Linked DNA regions of Homo sapiens: all the other regions are linked to region 3. Evidence: chromatin loops called from intact Hi-C (ENCODE). Cell type or tissue: heart left ventricle. All regions are shown on one strand. Region 1 overlaps AFF3 (ALF transcription elongation factor 3). Region 2 overlaps AFF3 (ALF transcription elongation factor 3). Region 3 overlaps AFF3 (ALF transcription elongation factor 3).

Region 1 (2,500 bases), 76 kb after region 3:
TCAAGATGCAATTCTCTTGACAGTAGGGAGGGAGGGCAGATATTAAGGGCTTTTAGGGAAATACCAGCCCTTTCTTCAGAAATGGGGTTTCTTCCTTAACATCTCTCCCGTTTCATGTGCCCTCTGTGCCAGGCCGCGTGTGGTGTCTCCAAGAGGATCTGGAGCAGGCGGACCCAGTCGGAATCTTGGCTCTGCGGCTCATGACTGCAAACCCCTCCAGGAGCCAACTCACTTCTCTGAGACCTCGTTTTTCTCTTCTGTAATATGAGATGTAATAATGTAATAATACATCTCATTGGATTGTTATGAGGATTAAATGAGACAACATGTCCAGTAGACTGCCTGGTACAAAATAGGCATCTAAGGCATGCCAAGTATCTTTATGGTCCCAGGCTGCCTGAGAAGGGGTCAGCATTAGAGGCATGCGGGTGCAAAGAGAACCTGCGATCTAGGGGTGGAAGGTGGGCGGGCTTCAGTGTGCAAATATGCAAGCTTGGCATTTAGGAGGTTTTACATCTCAACTAGAATCCAAGGAAGAGGGAGAACAAATCCAGCTGATGGTATTTCTGAAAGAAGACGCACAGCGAATGTATGTGTTCCAGCCATCCTTTGTAGTATCCTGCATTCCTTCATTTATTCATACTGTACTTGCTTATTGAATAAGTACTATGTTCTCAATGCTAGAAACACTTCAACACAAGAGCATGAAGATTCATTAAAGATAACATTGGGAGGAAGCACAGGCAGTCTGTTAATGTCAGGCAATATTTATTGATTGCTTGCTGCAGTCAATAAATATGGTAATACCAGCCACAATCTCCCACAGCCCGGGCGACTCCTCAGAAAAACGTTGGCACCTGTTAAAGCCACAGTGAGTATGGAGTAGCTGAAGTTTCTTAACTCATGTCTCTGTGGACTGAAGAGCTCATTGCAAAAGGGCCAAACTCGCTTCCAGAGACTGTTCCCCACCTTAATCATAACTGAAGTAAACCATTGCTTATGTGGTCTAACTGGAGTCACTGAAAACTTCCCTTCTCCCATGACATATATTCCAAATGCCTACTTGTTGAACCTATGAATGGGTCCTAAAATATTCTGGGTTGTCAGTTCTTTGGGTTAAAACTTTCCTAGGTCCTACTGGAATGCTCTTGGGTTCTCCAAGGGGAATACTTCAGGGAGCCATATATTCTAGTCGCCTCTTGGCAGCGTGCACCAGAGGAAAGGCCTGTGTAGGAAGACACTCACTGGCTGAGCTCTTTCAGCCTCAGTTTCCTCATCTGTAAATTGAGGAAAGACGAGCCCAGCTTTCAGAGCTACTGGGAAGACTGAAGAGATCATTTACACAAAGTGACTAGGCCAGGGCTAGAAACATGGCAGGGGCCCAGTGCATGCCATTTCCTTCTCCTTCCTCACTCCTTTGGCACAAAGCATCTCAGAAGTTGGTCAGTAACCTCTACTGTGTTTTGTGAACAGGGGCTGACAAAAGTGAACATGTGCAATTGTGACCTGCATTTAAAAAGATGAGGAATAGAAAATGTCAGAGTAATGGTAGGTGATCTTTGCGACACTTTTGCTTCAGTACACACATTCACAAAGGATACGGTATAAAATGTACTTCTGACTGTGTAGGTTATAGTCATAAAGTTTTGAGGTGGGTATATACCCCCAAAAATTAAGAACAGGGGCTCAAAGAGATAATGTAAACCCACGTTCCTGGCAGCCTTATTCACAATGGCCAAAAGGTGGAGCCAACCCAAGTGTCCATTGACGGATAAATGGATAAACAAAATGTGGTCTGTACATATAATGGAATATTACTCAGCCTTAAAAAGGAAGAAAATTCTGACACATGCTGCAACATGGATGAACCCTGTGGACATTACACTTTGGAAAATAAGCCAGACACGCAAGGACAAATACTGTATGATTCCACTTATATGAGGTCCCCAGAGTAGTCAAATGTAAAGAGACAGCAATGGTGATTACCAGAAATGGGGAGGAGCAGGGAACAGGGAGTTATTGTTTAATGGGCACAGAGTTTCAGTTTGGGAAGATAAAAAGAGTTCTAAGGAGAGGGTGGTGACGGCCGCTCAACATGTAAATGTATTAATCCTTGATGCCACTGAACTGCACACTTGAAAATGGTTAAGATGGTACATTTTATGTTATGTGTATTCTGCCAGAGTTAATTTTTTTTTTTTTTTTTTTGAGACAGAGTCTCGCTCTGTCGCTAGGCTGCAGTGCAGTGGCACAATCTCGGCTCACTGCAACCTCTGACTCCCTGGTTCAAGCGATTCTCCTGCCTCAGCCTCCCGAGTAGCTGGGATTACAGGCACGTGCCACCACGCTCAGCTAATTTTTGTATTTTTAGTAGAGATGGGGTTTCACCCTGTTGGCCAGGTTGGTCTCAATCTCCTGACCTCATGATCCGCCCGCCTCAGCCTCCCAAAGTGCTAGGATTACAGACAATTAAAATTTTAAAAAATTAAATTAAAAAATA
Region 2 (2,500 bases), 59 kb after region 3:
CCACACGCTGAATCATTCTCTAGAACAATGTTCTCTAACAGAAATATGTGAGTCGCTATGTAGTTTTAAATTTTCTAGGAGCTATGTTAAAAAAGCCAACAAAAACAAAAACAAAAACAAAAACCCAACGAATTTTTTTGTTTGTTTGTTTTGAGACGGAGTCTTGCTCTGTCACTCAGGCTGGAGTACAGCGGTACATTCTTGGCTCACTGAAACCTCAGCCTCCTGGGTTCAAGCGACTCTCCTGACTCAGCCTCCTAAGTAGCTGGGATTACAGGCGCGTGCCACATCCTGGCTAATTTTTGTATTTTTAGTAGAGACAGGGTTTCACTATGTTCGTCGGGCTAGTCTCAAAATCCTGACCTCGTGATCCACCCATATTGGCCTCCCAGAGTGCTGAGATTACAGGTGTGAGCCACTGTGCCTGGAGTTAATTTTAATAATGATTTAATTATTAATTTAAATAATATAATTAGTAAATTTTAATAATATATTTCACTCAATCCAATATGTTGTCCAAATACTGCCATTTAAACATATGAAAATTACTTATGATACTGCTTACATTATTTTAGTGCAAAGTGTTCACAATCATCTGTGTATTTCATACTTAAGCCTACCTCAGCTCAGACTCCCCATTTCAAGTGTTTGACAGCCGCGTGTGCCTGGTAGTTCCTGGAGTGGACAGCACCAGTGGCCCTGGCTGGGCCAGTCCTTCGTATCTTGGGTGTTTCTGGCCCCACGCTCAGTTCTTCACTGGGCGAGTCTCCCAGGGTGGGACCCTCATATACTCAAGGACTTCACTGCTGACAGCTTGATTCATTTAATTCATTAGCTTCCCAACAACCAGGGGATATACTGCTGGCTCCTACATCTATGGGCACACGTGTATTCTTTTTAGTCGGGTCTCTTGAAATAGCCTGGAAATGTGCCCTTAAACTGCAGGGGAAAAAAATCTGGGAAATGCCTTTTCCTGTAAAAGCTCTGATTTTACATGCATGCCCACAGCCACCACAGTCAGGGCTGCCACACAGGACAGACAGGGAGGGGCCGCCCTTCCCTACTTTGCTGTGTTATAAATGAACATGTTCAGTTCCAACAACCTTAATAAGCAGAAGATTTCTCAAATGCACAACACAGTACTCCATTTCTACTTTTTTATTGGTAAGCGATGGGATTTCATTTGTAATGTATAATTCTGAGAACTCGTGGGCACTTACAAGCACTTTAATGCTCTAAGATGATTGAGGTGATGAAGAGACTGCAATAAAATATCTCTGAAACCAAAGATGATCAATCACAGGGTCGTTTTCCCTAGCCAGAGAGCTCTCTAGAATCTATGAAAAGATTACTTACTGGAAAAATGAAAAAAAAAAAAAAAAAAAAAACCAAAAGAAAAAACCAAAAAAAAAAAAACTAAAAACAAAGCCCCAACCACTCCAACAGGGCTCTTTAACTGAACATTAGTCATCCCTTTCCCAAGAAAGACATTCACTCCTCACAGCCTGACAGCCTCAGACAACAGTTAGCTGTCCAAACCCATTCAGACAAAATTGATTATTTTTTTTTTTCATGAGGGGTGCAGATAAAATTCTCAAATGAATTGCCTGAGAAGTCAGTTTGACATAATATCCCATAAAATCTTTGCTGCTTGGAAGAACTATAAAAAGTTTCATTAACATAGAGCTTCATTCCACTCCAACTCTTTGCACCAACTTCATGGCACGTTAGAGCATCAAGGCTCAGGTGATTTACACACAGGGAGCAGAAATCATTGCATCTCAGCCAAAGAGTGTGCAATTTTAAGTCGGTTTATCTAACACTTCTATTACTCAAACTCTGCATTTAATATTTGCAAAAGGTCTAATGCAGGGTGTGCATCGGCATCCTACACAGTTATATCTGCACCCATGTGGTTTTCTACGAAGAGAAGAGAATCAGGTCAAACTTATTATTACACTTGTATTGCTCTTTCTTCCTTCTGTATTAGACATGGTCTCTGGAAGCCCAGAGCATGGACTAACAAGCTCTGCCACATCTTATAGCACAGCATGTGCTTTCTAACTATGTAATAATGAAATTCTTTTTTTTTTTTCTTCTTTGAGTCAGGCTCTTAATTTGTTGCCCAGGCTGGAGTGCAGTGGCTCACTGCAGCCTCAAACTCCTGGGCTAAAGCGATCCTCCCGCCATAGCCTAGTGTAGCTAGGACTACAGGCACGCGCCACCATGCCCAGCTAATTTTAAAATTTTTTTTGTAGAGATGGAGTCTTGCTATGTTGCCCAGCTTGGTCACCAACTCCTGGCTTCAAGTGATCCTGCTACCTTGGCGTCCCAAAGCACTGAGGTTACAGATGTGAACCAGCATGCCTGGCCTGATGAAATTCTTGATGGCTATAGGCAGGGACCTGCCAGCCTTGCAGTTTCCTTTGCTTTCCTCTTCTATCACCCATTTCTTTCTAAGGGAGTGAGGCCCTTGTCATACCCTGAACGTTTTGAAGGC
Region 3 (2,500 bases):
TTCTGCAGAGATGAGGTCTTGCCATGGCACCCAGGCTGGTCTCAAACTCCTAGACTCAAGCGATCCTCCCACCTTGGCCTTCCAAAGTACAGGGATTACAGGTGTGAGCTACCACATCTGGCCAATTTTGTTCTATTTCAAGGGCACTCAGGTTGATGGAAGAGGGATCTCTCAGGCATCTAGCTCCATCTGCCAGGCCCTCCCTGCTGAAGGCCACAATGCCACCCCTAAACCTGGCTCTACCCCCTACTGTGTTCATTAACCTTGGGCAAGTGGCTCCATCTCTCTAGGCTTCAGTTTCCCCACATGTAAAATAAGGATACTGACATTTGTCCCCTGGGCTGTCTGGGGATGAAATGGGATGATGGCAGCAAGTCCCCAGCACAGGGCCTGGGGCAGCAAGCATGCAACCCTGAGAGACTACGAGGTCACATACGCCCCCCACATCTGCCAGGACCACATGCCTTTGCCAGAGAGGGGCAGGTTATCATCTGGCTTGGTGGGAACCTTCCAACAACAGCGAAGGCCATGACCACAGTCCTTCTGTAATTCCATTAAATAGTTTAGTGGCTGGGGCCATGATTCAAAGAGAACCTGGACCTCCTTCACGTAGTCCCTCAGATGACTACACCTTAATTTGCTGTGCTTGCATTGGGTCCATGGTTATTTTTCTTGGCTTCTTAGCACCAGCATTAGCCAGGCTGAATAGGGGTTTCTGTCTCCAAAGTAAGATGAGGAACTGTGGCCTAATGTGGCTCCCTGACTCACTGGCTGGGAACAGGGTGAACAGGGCCACAGGGAGGCCATGTGGGGAGCTGCCAGGGCTTCAGACTCTTGGCCTGGGCTGGGCTTCATCGAGGCCCTGTCCAGTCGGCTGGATTGGGGCCAGTGAGCAGGCTTACTTTGTCTGTGAAATAGAAAAAGGGGCCATGGACTCACCCTTCACAAGCAGTTGGTTCACTTCAACATTTTAATGGAACCGACCTGAAATTAATGAGCACTGTCACACTGAGTAAATACTGCCTCTCGGGATGAGAGCGGCAATGGGTAGAAGGCAGTGTGACAATTCAAACCCAAGGCCACGGACAATTACATAGAGGAAGTCTGTTCAGAATTTGGCGGATCGAATGGCTGTCCCCAAATAACAGGCATGCAGATGGCTGGAGTCTGATGCTGCCTGGCGAGGGCAGAGGCAGATGCTGCATTCTGAGGGCCAGCAAGAGGACACGACGTGGCAGTGGGCCAGCCAGCCACAGCCGGGAGCCAGCACAGGAAAGGGAGTTGGACGGAGTCAGAAGGTCAGGCCGCCCCAGTGAACAGGGAGCACATTAACCTTTCCAAAGCCACGGGGGAGCTTATCAGGCTCCAAAATGCAGTCATCAAAGGCCAGCCAGCCCAGTGCAGCCAAGGCTGGCCCGGGGCTACCTCTGGGAGCAGGTCACGGGGCGGCAGCCTGTGAGCGGAGGTGAGGGCAGGCCCTGTGCCCAGAGTGAGCAGCTGCAGGGTGGTGTGCTCCAGCTGGCTCTGGGAGTCCCAGGCTGGAGAGTGGAATGGTCAGGGTGGGACTGTTCCAGGGGTGGGAAAAGGGGGGAAATGGAGAGGACGGGAGTGGGTAGAGGGTGCTGGCCTGAAGGGCTCTTAAAGCCAGAGAGAACAGACTCCATGGGCTTTGGCCAGTTTTCTTTACTAAAAGGAGATGAAAAACAGAACAAAACAAAACAGATTTGATATCATGACTTTAACTCCCATGAAAAGTAGTTAAGTAGTTTGGTTTTAAACAAAGCAAAACAAAGCAAAACACCTCAGTCTATCTATTGGCTTTAAAACCACCCACTCATCACAGATGCTTTTGCGGCACGGCCTCCGCCCACTGCAGGCACAGGCATGAGTGATGAAGACAGTGGCACCTGTGTTCAGAAACACATACGGGCACTGAAATGCATCTTTTTTGAATCTTTTTTTCTCCCTGTCACATATATCATTTGTTGCGTTTGGATTGCTTTTGAGGTCAGATCTGGCTCAATGAGAATGGGGACGACATATGCAAAATTAAAAAGGGGGGACTACCAGGTGTACCTTCACATGGCATCAGTGTAAACATTCTAACAGAACCGACCACCAATTAACCAATCACCAACCAACACATTCCATGCAGACAGCAAGTGCTTAATTTAATCTAAGTACATTCAAGAAGGAACAGGTGTACTTCTACTTCAGAAATAGATATTTTAAAAAAAGAAGTAGGGTAGACAGCAGTGACAAACACTGAAAACTATGCTAATTAAGTCTTCTCTCTCTTAATTCCAACTATGAGACGTCATGCGTATTGGATACTTAAAATTTTTTTGGATGTAAATTTAAATATAAGTTAAATGAACCATTATGCATTAGATACACAGTGTTATGTTGTCCTTGGTCTAGAAGGGACAGCTACATTGGCATTCAAAAGGAGTGTGACATAGTGACAAAGACTCAAGTAAAAATAATTTATAGCTTAGTG

What was found. Peaks named below come from ENCODE experiments on the same cell type or tissue, not always from the same donor. Only the 100,000 strongest peaks of a DNase experiment are listed, where the experiment ranks them.
Region 1: a loop joins it to region 3, with 2.1 times the contacts of the local background. A loop is called at or near these places in 4 of 110 quality-filtered maps.
Region 2: it touches region 3 in a loop (2.8-fold over the local background); 6 of 110 quality-filtered maps call a loop at or near these places.

The regions. Positions count from the first base shown.
Region 1 is chr2:99,711,080-99,713,579 of GRCh38, forward strand. All of the region lies in intron 11 of AFF3 (ALF transcription elongation factor 3), which reads right to left. Among named protein-coding and RNA genes, the nearest start is that of REV1, 220 kb to the left of the region's middle. In heart left ventricle, no CTCF peak of the experiment used is centred here; no DNase peak of the experiment used is centred here; H3K27ac peaks cover 881 bases.
Region 2 is chr2:99,694,573-99,697,072 of GRCh38, forward strand. The region is part of intron 11 of AFF3 (ALF transcription elongation factor 3); the gene reads right to left. All of the region lies in intron 1 of LOC105373504 (a long non-coding RNA gene), which reads left to right. Among named protein-coding and RNA genes, the nearest start is that of REV1, 210 kb to the left of the region's middle. In heart left ventricle, no CTCF peak of the experiment used is centred here; a DNase peak (open chromatin) is centred at 1,034; H3K27ac peaks cover 691 bases.
Region 3 is chr2:99,635,479-99,637,978 of GRCh38, forward strand. All of the region lies in intron 13 of AFF3 (ALF transcription elongation factor 3), which reads right to left. Among named protein-coding and RNA genes, the nearest start is that of REV1, 150 kb to the left of the region's middle. In heart left ventricle, a CTCF peak has its summit at 1,160; DNase peaks (open chromatin) are centred at 863 and 1,263; H3K27ac peaks cover 2,305 bases.